2 separate regions of the Homo sapiens genome follow, and region 2 is linked to region 1. Evidence: chromatin loops called from intact Hi-C (ENCODE). Cell type or tissue: ascending aorta. All regions are shown on one strand. Links, peaks and the distances in the headings refer to the core of each region. The heading gives the core; the rest is flanking DNA.

Region 1 (2,914 bases), core at 251-2,750:
GTGAGTCCTGAGCTTTATTTTTTTCCTCTGGGAGATATAGTGATAAGTACATTGTAGGTGTTTATTAAATGTGAGGATTGTAGGTAATTTATATAAAGCCTCAAAAACTACTGGCACCTAACAGTGTCAAATAAATTCAAGCTGTAGACTAAATAGTTCACTGTCCTTGCTACAAACAACTTACCATGTTAAAGCAATTTGTAAAACCCTCTTTATACTTAAATCACTTTTGTTACTGGTATACTTAGAATGTTTTTAATCATTTTATTCACATTTCGTTGTAGTTTTTAAGTTTTCTTTTTTCTTTTTTTTTTAAGACAGTCTCACTCTGTTGCCCAGGCTGGAGTGCAGTGGTGCAATCTCAGCTCACTGCAACCTCTGCCTGCTGGGTTCAAGCGATTCTCCTGTCTCAACCTCCCAAGTAGCCAGGATTACAGGCATGTGCCAGGCCCAGCTAATTTTTGTATTTTTAGTGGAGACAAGGATTCACCATGTTGGCCAGGATGGTCTCGAACTCCTGACTTCAAGTCATCTGCCCGCCTCGTCCTCCCAAAATGCTGGGATTACAATAGGCGTGAACCACCATGCCCGGCCTTCATTCTTTTTTTACGCTGTTTCCTGGGAAGATAATGACAGTAATTTTACAGCTTTGTAATAAATTATTTTTAAAGTTAATTTTATTGCTTGTTTAATATTAGATAACAGTAGGTTGAGTGGTTTATTTTACATGAATGGAAAAGTCAGAGGCTTTTCTTATTCTTCTATCCCTTCTTCCCAGGTCAATTGTTGGGATGACTATGTATAATCAAGCCACACAGGAAATTGCAAAACCTTCAGAACTTCTAACAAGTGTAAGAGCATACATGACCGTACTCCAGTCAATAGAAAACTATGTGCAGATTGATATTACAAGAGTATTTAATAATGTGCTTCTTCAACAAACACAACATTTAGACAGTCATGGAGAGCCAACCATTACAAGTCTATACACAAATTGGTAAGGAATGCATTTAGAAATTTGTAGTAGCGGAAAATTTGTAATGAAGTACTTAGGAAAATTAATTTTTTTGTGAATAAGTACTTATTCATATTATCAGTCAACTTAAAATTATATGCAGGAATGTATATCATGATACATTCTGAATTAAGCAGTTTCTTCCGGTTATAAGTTTACGTTTCTCCTTAGGTATTTGGAAACTTTGTTACGACAAGTCAGCAATGGCCATATAGCATATTTTCCTGCAATGAAAGCGTTTGTGAACTTACCTACAGAAAATGAATTAACATTCAATGCAGAGGAATATTCTGACATATCAGGTGAATAGTACTATACCACAGTTTAGAGAATGAAGAACACTTAATTCTTTTGCTAGTGTCTTGATTCTTTAGACTTTTGATTCTGTTGTGACTATTTCATTCAATTATATGCGTAACTGCATATTGTATCTTAGAATTACTTTTGCATTTTGTATTCTCTCTTTCACTCTAGAGACTTTTATCAGGATTTTACATTAGTTTTTATAATGAGATGTTGTATTGTGTTAATGTTCATTTTCTTAAAGTATTTGCTCTGTCGGAAGTATAAAATTAAGTATGTTTTCTTTCAGAAATGAGGTCATTATCAGAACTACTAGGCCCATATGGTATGAAGTTTCTAAGTGAAAGCCTTATGTGGCATATTTCATCACAAGTTGCTGAACTTAAGGTAATATAGTCTTTATTAATTTTAGCTTTTAAACATTAATTCCTGAAAAACATTTCAGGGATATGAGCAACAAGCCTACAATGTTAATTATTTTAATCCAACATGAAAGTACTAATATGAAAATGAAAATTAAATAGCTAGCAAGGCCTTTTTATGGCATCTTAGTTTAGTTTTCTCTATTTTGTAGGTGAGAAAATGGAAAGCGAAAATAGGTGAATTGACTTGGTAAAGGGGACAGAACCTCAGAGTCTTTGGCTTGTGGTCAGGCCTTCATAGTATTGAATCATGATGTTTTCTTTGAAATACCAGCTTCAAAATTCCAGCCAAAGTTAACAATTTGTTCACACTTGCGGTTTGAATGTATTTGCTTTCCATAGATTATAATACAAAAATTACTGGGCTTATTGCTTTTTCTTAGGTAATCTTTTAAATTATCTTATGCCCTCTAAGTTGAATGAAAAATGCCTTCAGAATGCTTAATGTTTCAGTAAAGATGTAAAGGAACTGAAGCAACAACATTTTAAATACCTTTTTATTAGCCTTTTAGAAATATCCTACAGCTACGGTGATTTATATTAAACGAATCTGTATATATAATAACTATGTAGTTTTTGAAAGAATTTGAACTTGGGCCACCAAAACTTTTGAACTTACAAGCAGAATAGAGAAATCATGTTTTAAAATAAACATTTTCTTCGTAAAAGCTTTTTGGTGGTTACTTGAGTCTTGATATTTTAGTTTTTGTTTGTTTGTTTTTTTTTTTTTTTTGAGATGGAGTCTCACTGTGTTGCCCAGGCTGCAGTACAGTGGCACAATCTCAACTCACTGCAACTTCCACCTCCGAAGTAGCTGGGACTACAGGCACGCACCACCAAGCCTGGCTTATTTTTGTATTTTTAGTAGAGACGGTGTTTCACCGTGTTGGCCAGGCTGGTCTCGAACTCCTGACCTCAAGAGATCCACCCACCTCGGCCTCCCAAAGTGCTGGGATTACAGGCATGAGCCACCGTGCCTGGCCAATTTTTAGTTTCTTAAGAAAATGATAGACGGTAGTGGTAAGTAGCTTACAGTTCAGATGTAGCACATAGAGTTCTAAATGTGGTTAATCTGATTTACTGAAAATTGAGCAAATATATAGAACAAGTTAATTTCCACAAACTTAATAGTATTTTGCTGAGTGAATAAATAGCAAGAGTCAGTGTGACTAAA
Region 2 (2,914 bases), core at 267-2,766, 86 kb after region 1:
TAAAATTCCATAACTCAAGTTAGCATTGACATTTTATAAGTGCTGTCAAGTCACTCTAGGGAATGAAAATGAGCATCTCACTATGTGCTCTGAAGTGGGGACATATTTCTCTGCTTGTTATGGACGGTGAGAGATGGCTAAATTGAAGCAGAGAAATATTTCAGTGATGCAGAGCAAAGGTGACTTCCTGTTTTGTTTCAGGTTTTGTTTCCTTCTCCTCTCAATGAAGGCTGTGTTTTCTGACATTCGGCAATCCTTTTGCTCAGTGATTTCCCATTGAGAGGGCATAGTGTGAAGGCCTCTGCAGGTCATTCCATTTACAATATAAGCTGAAAGGGTAGAGTGGGGCGGGGGTGGGGGGAAGAGGGAGCTCATTAGTGGAAGAAGCAGACCAGGAGGGGATCTGTTTTCCATTTTCTCCTCCAGATTGAACTCATCTGGATGGAAAGGTTTTGATTGTTGTTATAATCATCATTATTACCTGCGTGATGTCGTTTTCCTACACTTTTTTTTTAAGTGTCGGGCAGAATTGTTGCTGAGAATAACAAATAATATCTGCCATGTTATCCGTGAGCAAAATCAGAAAAAAAAAGTCCAAGTGTATTAGAGCTGTTAGTTTCCACGTTAACCCTTAAGGAGCAAAGCTCAAGAGTTCTAATTCCACTAGGTGGGGGGGGCGGGAATAGAAGGAAAAAACCCCTTTTCCTTGCTTCTGGTGGCCTATTTGTAGTCATGAACAGCATTTCTTTGTTTCTCTCTCTCTTTTTTTTTTTTTTTAAAGGCAATCCTCCCCCCACCTCCTCCCCCGCAGTTATTGAAAATGGAGACCTCTGTAGTCACTAGCTCTGGGTTGATATGGCTCCACCGTTGCTCGCAGGGGTCTGTGTTTTCCGCTACTTGGACAAAGTGACATTGCTTAAGCCTTTCCCCCCACCAGGTCTGACTTTCTGCAGAGCCAGTGATTGCAGAGGAAAAGCTGTAGTTTGCTTAAAGGAAATACCTCCAGGAAGGAGGGTCTCGGGTGGGTTCCCAAGTGGGGAACTAGGGGGACTTTTCCGTAGGGAATTGGGGTGGGCTCTTCAGTGAGGGGCTAGGGGCTCGTTTCTGGGGCCAAAGACGGGTTCCCTAGTGTGAGGGCGCGCTCGACTCGGCGCTGTCTTGGGGTCTCGCACTCGCACGGCTTCGCACCCCACCGCCTGCGACTCCCAGGCCTTCTCTTCCCCGGGCGCCCACTCCATTCTCGGGAAGAGCAGCCGGCACTGGAGGGCAGAGACTGCCCCAGGGGCGGAGCTCCCTCTCAGGCGGGAGGTAGGAAAGTGCAGAGCCGCCCGGGCAGAGGCACAGACGTCCCTGCGGGGCTCCTCCTGAGCGTCCCTCCTGCCAGCCAGGGTCGCAGCCGCAGCGGCGGCCGCAGCTCTTAGCCCACACAGGACTTGTAAACTCTTACTGCACCCTTCTCTCCCATTAGGAGCTTTTCCTCCCTCCTTCCCCCCAACCCCTCTGTCCTCCTCACTTTGGGGAATTTAATGCTTTCTTTAGCATCTTTTTGTGTGCGTGATCTAGGGGAGGAGACACCCCAGAGCTCCAACTAGCTCTCAGCTGAATTCTACTTTTGTTTTTATGTCTTCCTCGCCTCCTCTCGTGTCCCTCTTATCTGACTGATCTGCGAAGTCTGATGCTTCTGCCAGAGGGAGAGGAATAAATAGATGTTGCTGCTTCCGAAGGCTTAGACGTTGGGAAAGAGCAGCCTGGGCGGCAGGGGCGGTGGCTGGAGCTCGGTAAAGCTCGTGGGACCCCATTGGGGGAATTTGATCCAAGGAAGCGGTGATTGCCGGGGGAGGAGAAGCTCCCAGATCCTTGTGTCCACTTGCAGCGGGGGAGGCGGAGACGGCGGAGCGGGCCTTTTGGCGTCCACTGCGCGGCTGCACCCTGCCCCATCCTGCCGGGATCATGGTCTGCGGCAGCCCGGGAGGGATGCTGCTGCTGCGGGCCGGGCTGCTTGCCCTGGCTGCTCTCTGCCTGCTCCGGGTGCCCGGGGCTCGGGCTGCAGCCTGTGAGCCCGTCCGCATCCCCCTGTGCAAGTCCCTGCCCTGGAACATGACTAAGATGCCCAACCACCTGCACCACAGCACTCAGGCCAACGCCATCCTGGCCATCGAGCAGTTCGAAGGTCTGCTGGGCACCCACTGCAGCCCCGATCTGCTCTTCTTCCTCTGTGCCATGTACGCGCCCATCTGCACCATTGACTTCCAGCACGAGCCCATCAAGCCCTGTAAGTCTGTGTGCGAGCGGGCCCGGCAGGGCTGTGAGCCCATACTCATCAAGTACCGCCACTCGTGGCCGGAGAACCTGGCCTGCGAGGAGCTGCCAGTGTACGACAGGGGCGTGTGCATCTCTCCCGAGGCCATCGTTACTGCGGACGGAGCTGGTGAGTTTTGACACGGCCCACCCTTCCCTTACCCTACAGCCTCCTCAATTCTTGGAGTCCTTGTTACTAGCCTTTACTCTCTAATTTTTTTCTCTTCGGATCACTTAATCTCTCCCATAACTGCTCCTCTATCAAAGACCCTTCTTCTTCTTTCTTCTTTTTTCAAAAACAAAAACAAAAAAACCCTCACCTTATCACCTTCCAAACTGATGCACTCTGGCACTGTGTTCCAATAGGCGATCTTTCTAAAACAATCCATGCATTCCAAACCCATCACACTTCTACTCCACAGGAATCCTTCACTTCAACTCCTTACATGTGCAAGTAGCCACATTTTGTAAAGTGATGCTCTTTTTCTTTTAAAATGTGTTTATAATCATTGGGTTTTCTTTGCTGATTCTCAGGCAATCTCAGTCATCAGGTTTCTGTATCTTTAGTGTCTTAGATGCTTGTTAAGATTGTGTGGAGGAAACAGAAAACTGAAGC

What was found. Peaks named below come from ENCODE experiments on the same cell type or tissue, not always from the same donor. Only the 100,000 strongest peaks of a DNase experiment are listed, where the experiment ranks them.
Region 2: a loop joins it to region 1, with 2.0 times the contacts of the local background. A loop is called at or near these places in 2 of 110 quality-filtered maps.

What each region holds. Positions count from the first base shown.
Region 1 is chr2:182,951,196-182,954,109 of GRCh38, reverse strand. NCKAP1 (NCK associated protein 1) reads left to right here. Exons shown (of 31, transcript NM_013436.5): 21 at 779-997; 22 at 1,187-1,317; 23 at 1,608-1,705. Among named protein-coding and RNA genes, the nearest start is that of NCKAP1, 86 kb to the left of the region's middle. In ascending aorta, for the core only: no CTCF peak of the experiment used is centred there; no DNase peak of the experiment used is centred there; H3K27ac peaks cover 1,068 bases.
Region 2 is chr2:182,865,589-182,868,502 of GRCh38, reverse strand. It overlaps FRZB (frizzled related protein), which reads left to right and starts at 1,866. Exons shown (of 6, transcript NM_001463.4): 1 at 1,866-2,428. The coding sequence starts at 1,951. RefSeq lists an enhancer at 1,735-2,703. In ascending aorta, for the core only: a CTCF peak has its summit at 1,295 (motif pointing right); DNase peaks (open chromatin) are centred at 1,282, 1,822 and 2,302; H3K4me3 peaks cover 1,991 bases; H3K27ac peaks cover 2,126 bases.